Regions from separate parts of the Mus musculus genome. Here region 2 is linked to region 1. Evidence: chromatin contacts called from ENCODE Hi-C data. All regions are on one chromosome and are shown on one strand. Each heading gives the region's core, a stretch centred on a gene start or an enhancer-like site at or near the end of the contact. The rest is flanking DNA. Distances are from core to core; before and after follow the strand shown. Region 1 holds the start of Lpin1 (lipin 1). Region 2 holds the start of Rock2 (Rho-associated coiled-coil containing protein kinase 2).

Evidence for each region. Hi-C counts contacts between places; a loop is a spot of excess contacts on that map.
Region 2: a map of heart shows a loop between it and region 1 (2.2-fold over the local background). The contact joins the promoter of Rock2 here to the promoter of Lpin1 in region 1. A Hi-C loop is called at or near these places in 4 of 37 maps with a recorded cell type or tissue (T-helper 1 cell, T-helper 17 cell, T-helper 2 cell and 1 more).

The regions. Positions count from the first base shown.
Region 1 is chr12:16,587,251-16,593,730 of GRCm38, reverse strand. Lpin1 (lipin 1) reads left to right here and starts at 3,961. Exons shown (of 21, transcript NM_015763.4): 1 at 3,961-4,013.
Region 2 is chr12:16,892,794-16,899,273 of GRCm38, reverse strand. Rock2 (Rho-associated coiled-coil containing protein kinase 2) reads right to left here and starts at 4,296. Exons shown (of 33, transcript NM_009072.2): 1 at 3,944-4,296. The coding sequence starts at 4,084.

The DNA of each region.
Region 1 (6,480 bases), core at 2,712-5,211:
TGTTGTCCTTCTGGTCTAGCCTGGCTCATTGAATCTTTCCCATATGACCACAGTGAAAAGACCGTTATGGTGGTGCCTCTCTTGCTTTCTCTGAGGGAGACATCTTACACAGTAGCTACGATTGTCCCTGCCCACCGAGGCCAGACTCTGTCAGCTCTGACGGACCCCAGGTTCTCTGTATTCGCTGTTGATTGCCCCTTGCCCTTAGCTCCTCCATCTGGCCTGGATTTGCCCAGAGGGACTCAGGACTCCCAGACTGGGATGAATCCTCTTGCTTGGGGACTGGACTGCCCAGACCCTTCGTCAGTGGACAACCCTTGGGCTGGTAGCAACATTGAACATATGATCACTACTTGAGACCGTGTGCTTACTGAGGACAGGTACCCTCATGTAGCCCAGGAATCTACGACATCACAGGTCGCTGTGCTGACTGGGAACTGAGTAAATGACTAGGGAACACGGCCACAGTGTGTGTGTCAGCCCAAGGCTTCGTGTGTTGGCAATGTTGTAGGCCTGAGTCCCAGGGGAGCCTGGGTGCTATTTCCTTCCTGGCGTGATGGGGGATGGATTGGAGTAACACAGACTCTAAGATGCGTGCTTGCTGCCAGCTAGCAGCTTCCCTTATATGTCTTTGACACCCCCCCCCCCCTTACCCCTTTTGCTCTCCTGGAGCATCACCCTGATTAAGATGGCCCTGGTGACACACTGAAGTCTGCCTTCCCTGATGCCTTTGTTCCTGCCCCTTGCCATTCCCAGATTACTTTCCTCTTCCTCTGCCTTTGGAACCAGGACCATTTATACCCTCTCCCCAGAAATTCCCCCAGGCCCAGGCCCAGTGCCATGGGCTGTATCCTGTCTCTGCTGGGGTTTCCCACTGCTGGGTCGAGTTGTCCTCCCTCACCCTAGTGAAGCGGTACCAGGTGGCCAGAGGTTCCCACCTTGCTTCTGAGGACCCCAGTAAGGAAATCCCCACGATGAAGAAGCCACATTGTGTCACCTGGGGTTGGCGTCAGAGCCTGGGCTCTGCCAATCCTAATTCCCTGACAAGTGGGGCTCTGCCCCCATGCCTTCAGTGGGCCAGTCAGACAGAAGGGGGATGGGGAAGAGCAGAGGAAGGAGACATAGTCAGTGTGGCCCCAGCAGGAAGAGGAACAAAGAAGGTGTGTGGGGATTCTCTTCCTAGAAGGCAAGCTTCCTCCTCCAGGAGGATGCCGGGCTTCATTCAGCCATTGTCTTCTCCCTGAGTGGGAGTCCTAGGGAAATTCTAGTTTCTCCAGAGGGCCAGCGTCTCCTTTGGGTACCTTAAAGCCGGGGGCCCTCTATTAAGGGCTAGCCTTAGACTCTGAAGAGCCCCCCATTCCCAGAAGCCCTAGGCATTAGTGCTCTGTCCTTCTGGGACAGCACCCAGTGGCTCTGCAAGACTTTCTGCTGTGATTTTGCAGAGCCGACCACTAGAGTGGAGAGGTCCACCTATGGTGGCTGTGGGGGTCTCATGAAGAGGGCCGCTCACTCTTCTGTCCACACCTGCCCAGGCATGCTGGTTAGCCGTGCAGCATTCAGGAAAACAGAACCTAAGGACTTAACAGTTACCGTCACTGCCAGCAACTGAGGAGACCGATTTTCATTTAGAAGGGGTGGGTGTTTTTATATTCACATCAGCAGGGACCAGTTCCTGGTGTGGCGAGGAACACCTGCGGTCCCATGTTTAGCAAAAGAGCAATTTTCAGCACCGCATAGCCTGTTGTCCCATCCTGATGGACGCCTGCATGATGCTTGTCCTTTCTGAGGGACCAGGGAGCCAGCTGCAGCCACCAAGTCCTTATAGAATTCCCACTCCTAGGACTACTGGATTTTAGAATTGAAAATCTAGTCAGTGTTGGCCAAGAACTTAACAAGTTCCTTTCCAGCCTCCAAAGGACCTGCTTAACCAACACCTCCGCTCACTTCCTGGATTGTAAAACTGAGTACGGAATCGAGGATGCTGTACTGCTGAGCCCAGGATTGGCTCCTTCCTCCTCTAGCTAGAGTCATTAGGTTATTTCCCCTCTTCCGACTTGGGCTGAACACAGCAGGTACTGGGATTGGCTCAGGGGATCACCTCAGTTCTCTGGCTGAGTCACAGCTCAGCGGCAGGAGCGTGGCTGCAGACAAAACACTGCCTAGGGCCCCACCAGGGGGGCTCCAGACTTTGCCGGGTTAGAACACCTGGGCTTCAGAGACTCCAATTTTTGTATAGTGCGACCATCTCCTGTGACCTAGTGAATGTTTCTGAGATAAGTGACCTGTTTGTGGGATCTTCTTATAGGCAGCAGGCAAAGCTGGTCCTATCTTTGCTACTCAGAGCTGTCTGGGTGCGTTTGCGGTTGTGTGTGCGGGTTCCAGACCCCAGGTTCATTTGTGGGGTAAGGGCTTTGGGCTGGACTTTATGTGTTCAGATTCTCCTCCACCTGCTTCAAATCTGGAAAATAATAATAATAAAAATGACCTTATTTAGATGACAGAATGTAAGACTGTAAGACATGCTTTCTGGAAGGCCTTGGGGTGGGGGTGTGGAGGATGGAGGAGATGATGGAGGTGGGGCAGGGTGCCTTCATTCTGGGGTCCAGAACCCCAGGACTTTGTGGGCAGCGGAGACAACCCTTGTGGCTACTTGTGTTGCCCCAAGTGCAGCTGGAGCGCTTCCACCTCTGTCTTTATGCTCAGAGTCACCCTGCCTGTGCTGATCTCCTGAGCACTGGGGTGGAGGCAGCCCAGCCTGGCTCAGTTCCCTTGCAGGTCTTCGGTGGCCTGGTCTTGGACTGGGGTCCTAGCTTGCTTGGTGGGCAGAATCCCTTGAGAGGGATCTCCAGTGCCTCGGAAACCCAGTGTGGGGGTGGGGGTGGGGACCTGTAATTCCAGAAACCGGAAAGCAGAGGGATTGGAAGTTCGTGGTCACCTTTAGATTCGTAGATTTTAGGACCAGTTTGGGGTACACAAGCCACTCCTCCCTGGACCTCCCCACGAACTAGTTTTTCTCAAGGTGGGACGCACCCGTCATCATTCTGACCTCCCTCTCCTGGGTTGCTTGTGGCTGGCATCCATTTCTGACTCATATTTCTGCATATAGTTTCCGGTGACAGGTACATTATACTTGGGCTCTCTCTGTTGGTCTACGAGACCCCAGGTATATGTTCTCCAGCAGTCTTCCTCAAGGTCTTTGCTCTTCTGTCCCCCAGAAAGCACTGACTCTTCGGAGGGTTGTTGTATATATAATTTGATATTTATTACCTGGATGTAGCTCAGTTAGCGGATGTGAAGCTCTGGGGTCCATTCCCGGCTCGCATAAAGTAGGCATGGTGGGGGTAGGATTGCCTGTAACCTCAACACTTGGGAGGTAAGATAGGCAGATCCGAAGTGCAGGGTCATCCAGGAACCCATAGAAAGCTTGAGGCAAGCCCGGGATATAGGAGTCCTTGTCTCCTAGTAGTCTCGTGACACTTAAGAGTGACTTGGTCTGACTTGAGCCATTCCACCCCCAGACCTGGCATTGTCTGTTATTATTTATTCCTTCCTGGCTCTGCTGACTGGTGGTGAATGTTAGCCAGGAGGGAGGCAGGATGTGGGAGTGCTAAGATTAGGAATTGATCCCTAGCTTGTGACAGGCACATCAGGGGAAGAACTAATTGTAAACTGACATAAGGTCAAAACAGGGTCAGGCTGTGGAATTAGAAGACTTTGGCTGCCTACTCCCTGGAACGCCAAGGCAGACAGTCCAGTCTGGGGAGGGATGGGATGGGAAGGGGGAGGCGGGGATATGAGAGGGAGGTGGGAGGTGGGGTGGGGTGGGGGGGGGGTCTGTGGGCTCTGAAAGCATCCCAGCAGCACGCTCCTCCAGAGTCCCCTGGCGTCGCCCCGGAGACTCCGCCTCCTTTCAGGCCCCGCCCCTTGCCGTGCTTTAGCTGACAGCCGCTCCGGCCCGCTGTTTGCATACAAAGGCAGCCACACGCGTGCGCGCCTGCTCGTGAATCCTCTTGGTGAGTAGCAATGGGGACCCGGGGCCCAGCTTGCGCCCCAAAGCCCATTACTGAGACGTGGGGCCCCGCAGGGAGGCGATGTGGGCCGTGTTGTGACACAGGCCTTCCCGTGGGGTGTCGAAGCTTGCAGGGACCCCGTGGCGGTCCGAGACCCGGATGAGACGTATCCCAAAGGGTTTAGGATTCAGGCTTTGCAGCCAAGGAAACTGAGTCTAGGCTGGTAGGTTGACCTTCGTGCCCAAGGGCACGCCTCCGCTGGGTGGCAGCGAACTGGGAACCGGGATTCTTAGATAATCAAGCTCGCAGCAGGCCTCTCTGCAGCTTTGCAGTCTGGTGGGCACTGGGCCTGTGGCTCCCTTAGTAGCTGCAGGCACTTTTATCTGGGAAAGGCCGGGGGGAATATGGGAGGGAAAGCAATGCTTTGGAAGTCATATTAAGTATTAATATTAAGTCATATTAAGGGGACAGAGTCAAGGTGGCTGGCTGATAATTTGTGTGGCCAGTAGTTGCTCCAGACGCCCACCCTCCTTGGCAGGAGGCAAGAAGGAAAGCAATGGTCTGGGCTGGGCTGGGGCGTGTGGGAAAAAGCTTCCAACTGGGTAGTGAAGTTGTGGGGAAGACTGTAACGGTTCTAGGAGGAGAGGATAGCGGCCCATGGGGATTCACACATATACTATCTATCCTTTGTTCCATAAAATACGTTTTATGAATGAAAGCAGTTAAGGACTAATATCTGCACCACTAAGGGGACTTTCTAGTGTTCCCAGAAAGGCTGAAAGATCCCACTGTGTTGATTCCCTGTGTTGACAAAGCTTCCTGTTTGCCGACAGCGCGCTTCTGCTGTCACGGGTTTTGTGTGTGGGTGTGTGTTTTGGCCCTTATTCCTGCTTGTGTAGGGCCTGGTGGTTGGATTGGGAAGCCTGGGGCTGAGCTTGGTTTTGTCTTGGTGGCTGTCCCACCTCACGTGATTTCTACCCTTTTTAGGTGGCAGTCAGCAATGTTCTTATGATGCTTGTCACTTTATTGAAAGGGACAACATGCCCAGTCTTGTTGCCTGGGTGATAAGTTGGGGTTCAGATGAAGGAGATAGGATCCTTGGTTGCTGTTCTGTGTGGGGTGCTGTCTGCTGGGGAGGCTGGGGTGGGTCTTTGCTTATCTATTGCTCTCAGTGCTTCAGGCTAAAGAGAGGGAAAGGTCAGGAGATGGCAAGACAACTGACTACTGATAGCTGGAAATCCATGGGCCAGAGACATCACTTGGGAGCCTCCCTATCTAGAGTGAGGGAAAGGCCACCCTTTGTTTACTAGACTGATGAACCGAGAGGCTCCAGGTTGTTACAACTTCGGATTGTTACACCCTGATGGGGCAGCCCAGGGTACCACTGAGGTCCCTTTATAGGGCTAGGCTGGTCCTGGCTACCCAAGGCTAGCCCCTGGTCCATAACTTGGCACACCCTTTCCCCACCTTAGATTGTGAATCCATTTTTTTGTGTGTCTTTTCTCTCTTAGGTTCAGGGTCTGTAAGGGACCAATAAAGGTATAAATTGATTTGAAAAGCACGCGGGTGGGAATGCTTAGGGGCACAGGTATCTTGTTTCAGAATAGCTAGGTATGGGGTTGGTGTTCTTGGTTTCTGGAGCCTTTTGAAAATCAAACAGAAGGGAGTGGTGCAGGCTGGTGGGTGAATTGGCTGCACTTGGACGTCTTTGTACGTGAACTTGGAGCTGTCCTCTTGACCTGACTGTCTTGCCCAGACTAGTCTGGAACTCAAGGTCATCCTGCCTCAGCCTTCTTGGTGCTAGAATCACGGGTGTGTGCCACCATACTCTGCCTGCCTCAAACTATGTTTATTGTGAAACATGAATATATCCTTGCAATATCTCAGTATTTATCTGATTCAGTAGTGTCTGTCCCCTGCTCTGCATGTGTGTGTGTGTGTGTGTGTGTGTGTGTGTGTGTGTGTGTGTGTGTGTGTGTGTAGGTACAGCCTTCATACTTTAAACACACATGAAGTACTCTGCTACAGGAGACTTAGTACGGTATTTTTTGGAGCTGCTTGTTACCGTTGGGTCAGTACCCAGGCTTTCCCTGGGATGTAGACTGAGGAAAGACCATTCGTAGGCTCCTTCCCAGTACCTCTGGGTGGTGGGTGCTGTTTGAATCACCCACCCTACAGGCTCAGAATGGAGCCACAATTCTCTTGGAAACGCAGGGGATATGTGACCATTGCTAACGACCGAGGCAGGATTGCAGGGAAGTACAGCAATGTACAAAGGTCCCAGGGGCAGAGTCTTCTAGACCAAGCTGTGTATCTGGACAGAGGGCCCTCACAAGTGTGTGAAAAGACACTGGGGCTTCCAAGGAGAGCAAAGATCCTGAGCTCTGCAAGGGAGCTAATAGTTAAGAGCTGGTAAGGTTCTAAGTCCTAACCCAAGGCAATGTCACAGAGTACAGGGGCCACACTGGGT
Region 2 (6,480 bases), core at 3,047-5,546, 310 kb before region 1:
AACAGTCTCAGACATTACTTATGGGGAGTGAACACACATGCAATTGTATCTTAATTGGGTGAAGAGTCAGCACTAAATGGAAAGAACCTAAGTACTGTGATAAATATTTTCATGATCTGGGGCCATAGCCCTGAGGCAGACACTTGCAAGCATGTGCAAGGACTTGAGTTTAATATCCAGAACTATCAAAAATAAAATTTCTGTACAGTAATATTTTCATATAGTTACTGGCAGGTACCAGTTTTAATAGGTGTTTCTGGGGCCAGGCAGATGGCTTAGCAGTTAGAGGCAGCTGCTGCCAAGCCTGACAGCCTTAGTTTGATTACTGGAATCCACACAGTGGAAGGAGAGAACTGGCTCCTGTAAACTGTTCCCTGACCTCCATACCTGTACCATGACACAAAACACCCCACCCAACACACACAAATAAAGAAATGTAAATTTAAATTTTTAATTGGTATTTTGTTTCTCAGCCCAGTGAAATTGTAAATAAATGTTTGATCACCTTTATCCATTCACAAAAGCCTAGGTACTATATAGGTTACTATAGCCACATACTCTTTAAAATAACAAAATAAAATCCCAAGGCATAAACCTTAAGACATTTCTCCAGCATACATGTTAGTTAAGTAAAACACATCAGGCAAGCAATGTAAGGATCTCTGACAACACAGGAACTTACCAAAGGTTATCACTTAAGATCCTCCCTTTAAAATATTTCAAAATTACTGACCTTCAAAAGAGGCTCAGCAGATACAGGTACTTACAAGTCACCAAGCCTGACAACCCCCATGACCTGAGTTTGACCTCTAGAACCCACATGAGAAGAGAGAACCAACTCCCACCCGTTGTCCTCTAACCTCTACACATGGCAGGGCACATGCACACACTCAAACACACAAGATAGATGTTGCTTGTTTTTTAATTTCAGAAGTATCTCTCAAAACTATTTTTATATAATACCAAGCAGCTCACAATCTACAATTTCAAAAGAATTGCGTATTTTAAGGGCAAATAAAGTAAATAGCCTCTGCAGAGAAACAAGATAATTTAGTTTGTACACTGATAGTCCTGAAATTCAGCGCCATATATATGTTTGACAATGATTAGTACTTATGACAGCAAACTCAAAATGATAATTGCATGCACTTGAAAACTGTAATAATATCTAAAACAAAAATCATTTCCCATCTCAAAGAAAACATAAAGCTAGCAAAAAATTTGTCAAATGCACATAGGAGACGTAAAATGAGTGTAAAGATATGCCATACACTGGACTAAAACCTTACATGCTATCTCATGTAACTTTTTTTCCTATGAATGGCTTGCCTAGCTTACTGAAAACGTTTTATAGAAAATTCTGGTATGTTTCATCATCACTTGCCATATTTAGCAATACACAACTTCCAATGGTGCTTTCTAAGCTTTTGAATACAGTAACTAAATTTCAGGCTGTTTTTATTAGATTATTAAAGGTATGTTTTCTAGAATAAAACCAAAAGAAATGTAATGTTAAGTAAAGTAATGATTTAATTGTGAAAAAAAGCTCATGGCAAGATTTCAAATCTTTAAAGTGGTAACAGCTATTATTTTGTGAGCATTTTTAGAAACATAATTTTAAAAATAGTATCAGTGTAAAGACTACAGAGTTACAACCTGGAGAATGAAAAGGCTGTGAGGATGCATAGCAGTGATCACTGGCACAGCAGGGAATGCACATAGCATCACCCAACTGTGGACTTCAACACAGTTTAAATGGCAAGGTTTATGTATACTACTACTACAATTAAAATTTTACCATGACAAAGGCAATTTGGAGAGGAAAGGGTTTATTTGGTTTACAGTTCCATACCACACAGTTCCTCATCAAAGGAAGTCAGGACAGGAACTCAAACAGGGCAGAAACCTGAAGGTAGGAGCTGATACTGAGGCAATGGAAGGGTGTTGCTTACTGGCTTGCTTCCCATGGCTTGCTCAGTCTGTTTTCTTAAAGAACCCAGGACCACTAGCGAAAGGATGGCACCACCCATAATGGGCTGAGCCCTCCCGAATCAATCACTAAGTAAGAAAATGCCATAACTCTAGCTTGTGTAGAGTTGACATAAAACCACCCAGCACAAAATTCATTCTAAAACTTCATGATAAAATTTACATAACATGGATATTATTACAACTTTAATGATGTTTTCAACTTTTATGAATGTGCAACAGAGGCATCAGGAACCTCACTCTAAAGGAATAAACGGCATTTTTTGGCTTAGTAACATACGCTGCACTCTAGAATAACACCTGTCCTGATTCTCAATGACATGTAATCAACTAAAAGCAGCAATAAGCCTGCGGTCAAATCAGCATTTGATGTCAACCCTCCTAAGGGTAATATGTCACCTTAACAAATGTGGTGTATGAAGCACTCAATGAAGGAACTGTTACTGGCCACGTGTAATAATTTAGGTAATATTTTAATAAAACAAAATAGTCATGTCACAGGTATAAACAACTTGGTTCCAAGCTCAAAATGACCCTGATAATGATAATTAACATCACTAATAATACAAGAGATGACTGTGAAATGTAAAAACATTTCTATCTGGGATTGAAAATGATCCTGGTGAATACTTGAGATTTACAGAGACTATTTTTAACTGAACTTTCTGGCCTAGGATCAAAGTTTTGCTAGCAAAATACCAAAGTGAAAATCCTGGCAGTGACACCAGAGAAGCTTTGCTTTATCTACAAAAAGGCTATGAACTCCAAGCAATCCTGCTCTGAAGACTTCCAAAATACGTCCCACAAGAACACAGGAACCCACTACCAAACAAAAACACTCCCCCCGCCCCCAAAAGTCAAAATCTCTATATTTACACATCCTATAGAGCGATACCCACACTCTAGTCAGTTCCTGCGCTGTGGCCAAACAGAACTGAGTCACTCTGCAAATGATTCCAGAAACCTCAAAGGATAACCAACGGCCTCAGAAGAAAAGTTAGTCAGTGGAAAGGGAGGAGACAGTTTTTCTCATCACAGAGTCACTAGGCTTCTCCTAGCAGAGCTCAGGTCTGACATGCTTTTTGGCACAGAATGCCTGATCACCCACCCTAAGTCTAGACCTCCAAAGCTAATAGCCGGAGTATCTTTTTTTTTTCCGACTTCTCCTCAGGGTACACGTTCACACCACTTTTTCCCATAAATGCAACTCTAGGTGCACACTAATCAAATTCGTTTGCCAAGCATAATCGCTTCCCTCAACACGACCAGAAGTATACCAGCATTCTACATGGCATTTATTGTAAATCGTGTTCTTTTCTTAACCGAGCTCCAGTTAGCTGCCTTTTCCAAGGCTCTTAATTTGGATTTTGAATGCTATGGGAAAGACAAGATGAAGGGGAGAGATTTATCCCATTCTACAATTCAGACTCATTTCTTGGCTTCAGAGCAACAATCTCCGGAAATTTAATTTACATAAATTCAAATGTACTAAATAGCTACTATGGAATGTCCAAGAGCAACTGAAAGCAGCAAACTTGAGCTAGCTGTGCGTTCCCAGCTTCCTGACGAGCTCTTTGTCGTGTGCCCCCGGTGGTACTCCCAATAGGAAGAGCGTCGGGTTTCTTTCTCCCTGGGTTTTCACCCTAGCTCCCACACTGCGTGACACTTTCAAATTGGGTAGCCCAGTGTAGGAAGCACAGCCAATCCTCCACCTTTCCGCCCCAAACCAACTGGGTAGGCGGGAAGGAGACCAGGGGTGTTTCCTCCCTGCGCGCTCCAAGAACGGGGGCGGCCGAGATGACACTCGCTCGGCAGGGAGGTGGACCCGAGAATCCCAGGTGGGGTCTCCACTCTGGAACCTGGGTCTCCAGCTCCCCGGGCAGCCGGAAGCGGGGCGGGTGGGCCGAGGGGGGACCAGGCAGGGCGGGGAGTTCCCTCCCTAGCCCGCACCTACCAGCAGACTCTCCACGTTGATGGGCGAGCGAGGGTCTCGGATGAGCGCCTCCAGCTTCCTCTGACGGCCGGCGCCCGCCCCGTCCCCCGGCGCGGTCTCGGGGGCGCCGGGCATTTTCCCCGTCGGCGGGGGCCGGCTCATGCCGCTTCGCCGGGCCTAGCGCCGCCCGCGGAACCTCCGCCCCGGCACGCCGCGCGCCGCTGTCTGAGGAGCCGCCCGGCCCGGCCGGGAGCAGCGAGGCACACGGCGTCCCCGCCCCTCAGCCGCACGCGCGCCGCCCGGCCCGTAGCGAGCTCGCCAGGACCCGGCGGGCGGGAGCGGGGAAGGGGCGCCCGCGCCGCACCACCCCGCCCTCGGGGCTCAGGCCGCTAGGGCCGTCGCCCGTCCACCCGCATATCGCCGCCGGCCGCCTCGCGCGCCCACACGCCCGCTCCCCTCACACGCAGTCGGAGCCGCGTCCCTACTCGGCCGCGCGCCGCCGCTACCCACAAGCCCCTCCGCCCGCGGTCGGCTGCGCGCGGCCCGGCCCCGCCCCGCCCACCCCGGCGCGGCCCCGCGGCACGCCCCGCCCCTGGCCTCCGGCCACGCCCCGCCACCGGGCTGAGCAGCCAGGCTTCTTTTCCGTTCCCGCCGCCTGGCTAGTCTCCCTGCCTCGTCGGGCCGGTTCGCGGGACTGGGAGGCGGGACGGATGGCAGCGCGGTGCCCCGTGGTCCCCGTCGTGTGTCCCACGTCGCCGGCCGGACCCAGAGGCCTAGTTGACGTCCGCGCCCCCCGCCCGCTGTGTCCCGCTGACTCAGCGCGCAGCTATGCAAGCCGCGCCGAACTGCTGCGCCCCGGGTCAGCGCCCTTCCCAGGCCTGGTGCGCCTGAGGCCTGCGCCTGGGGCTCCCAGGGGGCGGGGAGGCCGCGCCCCTAGCCCGCGCTAAGAGTGTGGGACTCGTTTGAATCCTGTTGAGTCCCGGAGCTGGGAGGCCTGGAGGAGTTGTTTCTGCCTCCGGGTCATAAATCCTAAACTCTCAGAAACCTTTGTGCCCTTCCCTGACCAAGGTGCCCGCCTGGCCTTAGACCTTAGACACTGGCCAGGCGGAGGGAACAGGAGGCAATAAGGAAGCGCTTCTGCATCCGCGGGGCCCTTGCTTTTGGAGAGTGAAAGAGAGGGGCTGCTTCTCCGCATTCCTGCCCTCTCCTTGCCCCCTAGCCATTGGTCAGATCCTCTCAGGGCGCAATCGGAAAACTATGTGCCAAGAGCTATAAAACTGTTCACAGAGCCCCTTTGACCCAGTAAGGCCATTTAAGGAAGTCCAAGTGTAAGGAAATGATCCGAAAAGAGGAGGACTTTGCGTGGAGATGTTTACAGCAGGGCTATTCAGAATGTTCGCAATGACCAAAACCCTGGGAGTGGACCCAATCTTCCAGCAGCTGAATAATCCAAACAAGCTCTTGTCATATTCACGGGAAGAATCCTACGGGTATTGCAAGCCGGTTGAGACTAGGGAAAATTTACCGGAAGTGAAAAAATGCAAAGGGGATTATGAACACTTTGAAATGAGCAGCTAAACAAGTGAGAGAACACACTTGCTCCTAACTGAATGGGATTTTCCCCCCACTTCTAAAGATGTCAAGTAGGGTGGTGGCCTCATAGGTCTTTAATGCCAGCTCTGGGGAGAGACAGAGGCAGGAGGGTTTGAGGCTAACCTAAGTCTAGAGAATGAGTCCCAGGACAACCAGAGCTACACAGAGAAAACTTGTCTTGAAAACAACAACAAAAAAATGCTAAAAAGCATATTGAATTTTTAAATTTGAAAACTTGTACTTATGGAAGCTAGAGTGTAATGCCCCTGAATAGTGAACTGTAGAGCTCCCTGGGGTGTCAAGGTAAATATGCAGGTAGGCTACAGCCCTGGCCTGGCCAAAATTGCATGCACTTCACCCAGCGCAGGGGTCCAAAAATGTCTGCCCTTCTGGGGAGAAGCCCCTCTGACTTGGATTAAGACAGGAAGAGTCTTTGATGACTGAAGAGAACCCTTTCTCTTGTAGATAATAAAACTGGCCTCTGGGTCAAAAAAAAAAAAAAAAAGTTCTTCAAGCCAGTAGGTAAATTTACTTCTTCATACGTCCACAGACCCAAAGCTAGGAGAGTAGAGCCAGCTAACCACTCTTTCCACCCATGCACTGGAGCATGATAATTAGATAATCATTATTACAGATCTTACAAGTTCTTTTTCCTGGTGATAGTATAATGGGCTTTCAAAAGGAACATTGTGATCTTCCAGTTACAAATTAATTTTGAAATGACTTGGCTATATGTTTTTATGGACTTTGGCGGAGTAGCCATGATCTCAAGCCTTGGAGACCTTGTTTTAAAAGAACAGCAGTACCCTGGTATGGTGATTCACCTCTGTAATCTTAGCACTGAGAAAGTAGAGGCAAGAGAATGGGGGCTGGGTGGGGGGAGGGTGTTCAAGGCCATCTTTAGCTACATAGAATGTTTGAGGTCAGCCTGGTCTATAGGTAACTGGATCTCAGAAAAACCTAAA